Linked DNA regions of Homo sapiens: region 1 is linked to region 2. Evidence: chromatin loops called from intact Hi-C (ENCODE). Cell type or tissue: OCI-LY7. All regions are shown on one strand. Each heading gives the region's core, and the rest is flanking DNA. Links, peaks and the distances in the headings are about the cores only.

The links. Peaks named below come from ENCODE experiments on the same cell type or tissue, not always from the same donor. Only the 100,000 strongest peaks of a DNase experiment are listed, where the experiment ranks them.
Region 1: a loop joins it to region 2, with 6 times the contacts of the local background. A loop is called at or near these places in 7 of 110 quality-filtered maps.

The regions. Positions count from the first base shown.
Region 1 is chr14:89,306,756-89,309,673 of GRCh38, reverse strand. All of the region lies in intron 3 of FOXN3 (forkhead box N3), which reads left to right. Among named protein-coding and RNA genes, the nearest start is that of FOXN3-AS3, 42 kb to the left of the region's middle. RefSeq lists enhancers at 1-281, 664-713, 282-782, 844-1,223. In OCI-LY7, for the core only: a CTCF peak has its summit at 1,251; DNase peaks (open chromatin) are centred at 883, 1,243 and 1,983; H3K4me3 peaks cover 2,500 bases; H3K27ac peaks cover 2,500 bases.
Region 2 is chr14:89,382,629-89,385,546 of GRCh38, reverse strand. The region is part of intron 2 of FOXN3 (forkhead box N3); the gene reads left to right. Among named protein-coding and RNA genes, the nearest start is that of FOXN3, 33 kb to the left of the region's middle. RefSeq lists enhancers at 1,216-1,415, 1,426-1,595, 1,656-1,775. In OCI-LY7, for the core only: no CTCF peak of the experiment used is centred there; DNase peaks (open chromatin) are centred at 1,366 and 1,866; H3K4me3 peaks cover 2,500 bases; H3K27ac peaks cover 2,500 bases.

The sequences.
Region 1 (2,918 bases), core at 110-2,609, 76 kb after region 2:
CTGGCTGTGGAAGGGTTAAAACGCACACCCAGAGGGCAGAGAGCAGACTCCAGAGACCCCCCTGGGCTAAAGTGCATCTCCCCCTCAGCCTCTGCCTTGGTTTTGCTGTTGCTCCAATGGTTAGTTATACCCAGTTAACGAAGTGTTCAGATTCCTTTTTCTTTGCTTAAAGCACAGACTTTTCTGTGAAATCTGCTTCCCCCATTTTCTTGTTTATAAATTTTTAATTCTAATACCAGAGGCCACCCGTGTCATGGAAACAGCGGTGACCTGGTTTCCAGGTGCCCCTCTGCGCCTGCCCAGTGAGTGACTGTGGGTGAGTCCTGGAACACACCTCCCCTAACCCCAATCTCGTGTTCCGATGGGTAAAGAGAAGTGGTGGCACGTGGCAACTCCTGGAGGCTTGGAAATGGGGTCCTAGAATATTAATCCAAAGTGGCTGCAGGGTGCGCCAAGTCCAGCCATCACACTTAACGGAGGAGAGGCCCTGGAGAGATTGAATGGCCTGTAAGCTGTGATGTTGAAGGGAGACCCTCAAACCTGGTGTATCGTAGTTTGGATTTCTGAATATAAAGAGCATTTAAACTACTACAAGGAAAAATAAAAAAACAAACAAAGAGACAGTTTTATAGTCATCAAGGAAATCCCATACACAGGCCCCAGACCACCGTGCGGCCAGGCCTCAAGGGAACTAGTGCCTGGAACAGGAGACCCCTCAGGCTGCAAGAGCTGTCCCCAGGGGCTTCAGATACCTGTTCCTCTGTCCTCCTCTGCCTGGGTTCCATTAGCCTCTGCAGGAACCAGGCTCCCCTGCTGTGCTTACCTGTCCTTCGCTGCCTCCTTCCATTTGTTCACAGTGTGTTACATCTGCTCAGGCCACAGCTGCTTTCTGGCCTCCTAGCAGCTTCTCCTTTCTCTACCTCCTCCTTAAAGAATCTACTCATTTAATTCTAGTCTTGGGGACTCTGAATGACTCAGCTTCTCTTTTTGAGCCAGGCCAACTAGGCCATAGGTTACTTGAACTCCTATGTTTTGTGTCCAGTTCTGGGGCCAGATTCTGCTTCTTCCCGTAGTATGTGGCCACGGATGTGGGTTCAGGCGTTATAAGGACAGTGTGGGCCAGGAGCTCCCAAAGACCCGCAACTTCACCAGGTATCTTCATTCACAGAATGACACCTTTCCCCAGGTACAGCCTGAAGACAGTGGGATTATTTTCAGAGTAGACTGGAGACCCATAGTGGCCACAGCAAGTGCGTGCATCTGCACAGAACGGTGCGGGACATCTCGAACAAATTCCAGAAGATTCGAGCTCATTTTAGGAGAGCTAATTCCATCCTGCAGGATTAGGGACAGAAATATACAATTTTTTCATTTGTCTTCTTTTTGTTTGTCTGTTTGTTCATTTGTTTTGAAACAGGGTCTCACTCTGGCACCCAGGGTGGAGTGCAGTGGTACAGTCTCTGCTCACTGAAGCCTCACCTCCCAGGTTCAAATGATTCTCGTGCCTCAGCCTCCCGAGTAGCTGGGATTATAGGCGGGTGCCACCACGCCTGGCTAAACTGTGTATTTTTGGTAGAGACAGGGTTTCACCATGTTGCCCAGGCTGGTCTTGAACTCCTGACCTCAGATGATCCGCCCACCTCGGCCTCCCAAAGTGCTGGGATTACAGGTGTGAGCCACTGCTCCCGGCCTAATTTTTCATTTTGATGTTATTTTCATGCTCTTCTTCCAAAAATGCAAATACTGACAAAACTTGAAGATCTTTGTTCTTTTCTTTATGTCGGTGCAGAGTGTACAAAAGTTACCTATATCGGGCACACATTGAAATTTGCATTAGCAGAGACTGCTATAGGATTTACTTATGAGTGATTCTGAAAGGTTAAGAATGGCACTTTTTCTAAGCTTTGGTTGAGGTTGGGATTGGGAAGGATGGTTCCTCTCACCATGGTTATGCAAAAACTATGGGTTGTAATAGGATGCAAACACGTGTCTCCCAAGAATAAGCAGAGGTGCAGGCTGCCAACGAGCTTTAAGAAATACTGTGGCTCGGTAAATGGAGAACCGAAGGGAGAGAGGGTAGCAAAAGCAAAGAGACCTTTGGTGTTTCCGACTTTCACGAGAGCCTGTCCAAATTTTCATCTGCATCAGCACTTTTCTAGCAAAGTTCACCGGCCATCCAGCATTATCTGGTGGGCGGCCTTATTTACACACATATATATAATTGATTCCATATTCCTCTCAGACCTACAAACAGTACCCATGTTTGTTTTTAATAACCAGAATTATTTCAGCTTAAAAAAAGGTGTAGATTTACATAGACAGTCTGATGAGTGCCTCAGATTGTTCCATTAGTAACACAGAGGAGAAACAATCTTAAGAAAAACATTTTGAATTTGTGTGTGGAGGTGGAGAGAGGATTGGGTTAGTGAAATCAGAAAGCTTCCAAGTAATGATTATTACATTTAATAATAATTAGATTAGCGTTCCACAGGGACTGTTTTCTGGAAATTTTGGTAGGACAGTCACTGAGTAACACACACACTCAGAGCAACCTAGGTTTCAGGCCATTGGGTGGGACATGGCCTATTTGCTTTGTTTTGGTCGCGTTTAAAGTTAATCCAAAATCAATTTCTTTTTCAAGATTAAAATGTCACTACTCTGTCTTCCACTTCAGGCTTCTGCAAACTTTTTCTATGAAGGGTCATGTAGTAACTGTTTAGCACAAAATAGACGTACACATAAACAAGTGAGTGTGTTGTGTCCCAATAAAATGTTATTTATGGCATTGAAGTTTGAATTTCATATAATTTTCACTTGTCAAGAAATAATATTCTTCTTTTGATTCTTTTTTCCCTGACCATTACCAAATGTCAAAGCCATACTTAGCTTCCAGCTAGTACAGTTTGGTTCATAATTTG
Region 2 (2,918 bases), core at 252-2,751:
CGTGAACCATGGCACCCAGCCCTCCTTTTTTTTTTTTTTTTTTTTTTAAATGTTTGCCTCAGCTTTTGTTATTCAGAGAGAAATTGGTCTCATCTGCCTCAGGACACGGATGGCTTTACCTATAATTAATTAAGCCTTTTCCTCTCTGAAGTTGATGGGTTTGGACTTTTGAAAAAGATGGGCCATGTGGCATCTTAACTTAGGCTCAAGGTGATAGGGTTATAGATTTTAGACCTCCCGGACCCTCTCTATAGATATTGGCCAATATTCTTTATTAGCATGTTTATGTAGGTATTAGCCAGTATTCTTTATTGGCACATTTATAATTTATACCCCACTTCCTTTTCATAGGGCTTGCCATAAGACATATAGGTCACAATCAGGTCGCTAAGGTAAAAATTGAAAATAGACAAATGCAGTAGAGAGAGGGGAAAGCAAATATTCCAAATTCTTGACCTAATATATTTGTTGTGATTGAGTGCCTGACAGCCAAGGCAAAAATGGAAACTCGGCAGATTCCATAATTCTCCTTCCCTGGTAAGATGCCGACTTAGGGGAGAGACATAATCTCCAGGTGCAAGTTTATAAAAAGATTTCATTGTAAGGCTGTTTCTCCATGGGATATAAAACCATGTAATTTACAACACGTACAGCAACCTTAGCTCCAGTTCAGAGAGCCATCAAGGCTGTTGTTCCTGCCATTAGTCATGACCTTATCCTTCTCTGCCCCTAGCTAAGGCCTGTTCATCCTGTAGACTTTGACAGCCATCATCGCCTCCAAGAAGTCTGCCATGATTCTCCCTGCTCAGGCTGGGTCATGTCCCTCTTCTCAGTGGAACCATAAGACAGGGCTTATTTTTATCTCTGCATCTCTGTATTGCTTTATATATATATTTTTACAACTAGATGAGGTATTCCTAGGACTCATTCCTGGTATTGTGGTAGGTGTGGGGCTGATGTTTGTTGAAGAAAGGAAGTTTTTTTTAATCTAGATTACAAAAACAGTTTTCCAAGTGGATGAAACCATGTTATATGAATGAAAGTCATTAGTTGTTTTTTAGTGTCTGCCCATAGTAAGTAGCTTGTCTGTGACTCAGAATTGTATGTTCCTGGTACGTATTAGAAGAGCTGGTTGTCAGATGCAGACTCAGGAGACTTGGGTTCTGGTCCTGATTCTTCCACTAAGTAGAACTATCACTTCAGCATTTCACAGGCTTAGTTTCTATATCTGCAAAGTGAGCACAGTGAAGCAGGCTGGTGGGCGCAGAGGTGAGGAGTTGATCTCCTCTCCCACATGCCACGCCCAGGGCAGCCATCCATCGCTGGCCACAGCTGTCATCCTCAGCTGCTTCTGTGAGCACCATTCTCAGAAGCCACCACCAGTCCCTTGGGGCTGGCATCAGAGAAGAAGTCTGTTTAACATCTGTGGAAAAGGTTACCTTTGAGGTTCTTTCAGCTCTAATGATTGTAGCATATCCCCTGATGTTCTCTGTTATCACTGTAGTGGGCTGAAATGTCCCCCCCCACCAAATTCATGTCCACCTGGAGTCTTATTTAGTGACCTAATTATTTTAAAATAGCATTTTTTTTTTAGCTGGGCATGGTGGTGGGCACCTGTAATTCCAGCTACTCGGGAGGCCGAGGCACAAAAATTGCTTGAACCTGGGAGGCAGAGTTTGCAGTCAGCTGAGATCGCACCATTGCACTCCACCCTGGGCGACAGAGCAAGACTCTTCTCAAAAAAAAAAATGAATACATAAAAATAAAAATAGGGTTTTTGCAGATGTAATTGGTTAAGATGAGGTCAGAATGGATTTGAGTGGGCTCTGAAGTCATTGACTAGCGTCCCTTACGAGGAGAGGAGAGGAGAGGAAAGGAAACAGATACGTGGGGAAGATGACACAGGAAGAGACTGGACCAATGCAGGGGTGAGCCAGGGAGTGCCAAGATCGGCCGGGGGCCGCCAGAAGCCAGGAGGAGGCAAGGAAGGATGTTCCCCAGGTCCTGTCGGCTCCTTGATTTCACACTTCTGGTCTGTGAGAGAATTTCTGTTGATTTAAGCCACCAAGTTTGTGTTAATTTGTGATGGCAGCTCTGGGAAACTATTGAAAGTAATGGCAAAAACTGCAATTATTTTTGCACCAACCTAATTTGGTGCAATACACTCACCTCTGATTTTTGTCGTCATTTTGCCTGCTCTATCAGGCTAGTGTGTCCCTCTTCATGTCTGCCTGGAGAAGCCTCATGCATTGGAAGATGTCTTTTTTGCCGTGTCACATGTGGTAGAACCTGACATTTCTCTGCCTGTTCGTGAACATTTAGACATTGATAAAAGCTCATTTTCCCAATTAATAGATGAAAGCATATGAATTACTTTATATTTTTGAGGGACATATGTTTAGTTCAGACTCCCTGAGGTCTTATTCAAATTATCAAAAAACCTGGCTACCGCAGTGTAATTCACAGATGGTACTGACTCTAGCCAAAAAAGGAAAAAAAAAAAAAAAAAAAAAAAAACACCACCCAAAACTGTGCTCCAAACACAAAACTGCTTGAGTGTTCTGAGCAATAGAGTATCGAGGGAATGGTGTTGGGTGGATCCCTGCTGGGGAGCCTCCTGCTACTGCTTCTCCCGTCTTGGACCCAGGAGGGCACTTCCTCCAGCTGGGGAGTTTCTTCACCGTCCCTTTCACGTACATGTCATCATCAAGGAGACCTCCAAGCTTTTGTCTGTGTTTTCTGTGCCTCAAACACCATCCCCTCTTTGCCAAGCGGTTTCATATGTTATCTAAAGAGCTCAACACTCTGTAAAGTGGCAATGATTGTTCCATTTTATGGATGAGGAAACTGAGGGTCAGAGAGGCAATTAGGTAACCGATCACAGGTGACACAGCTAGGAAGGAGCAGAACAGAATCTG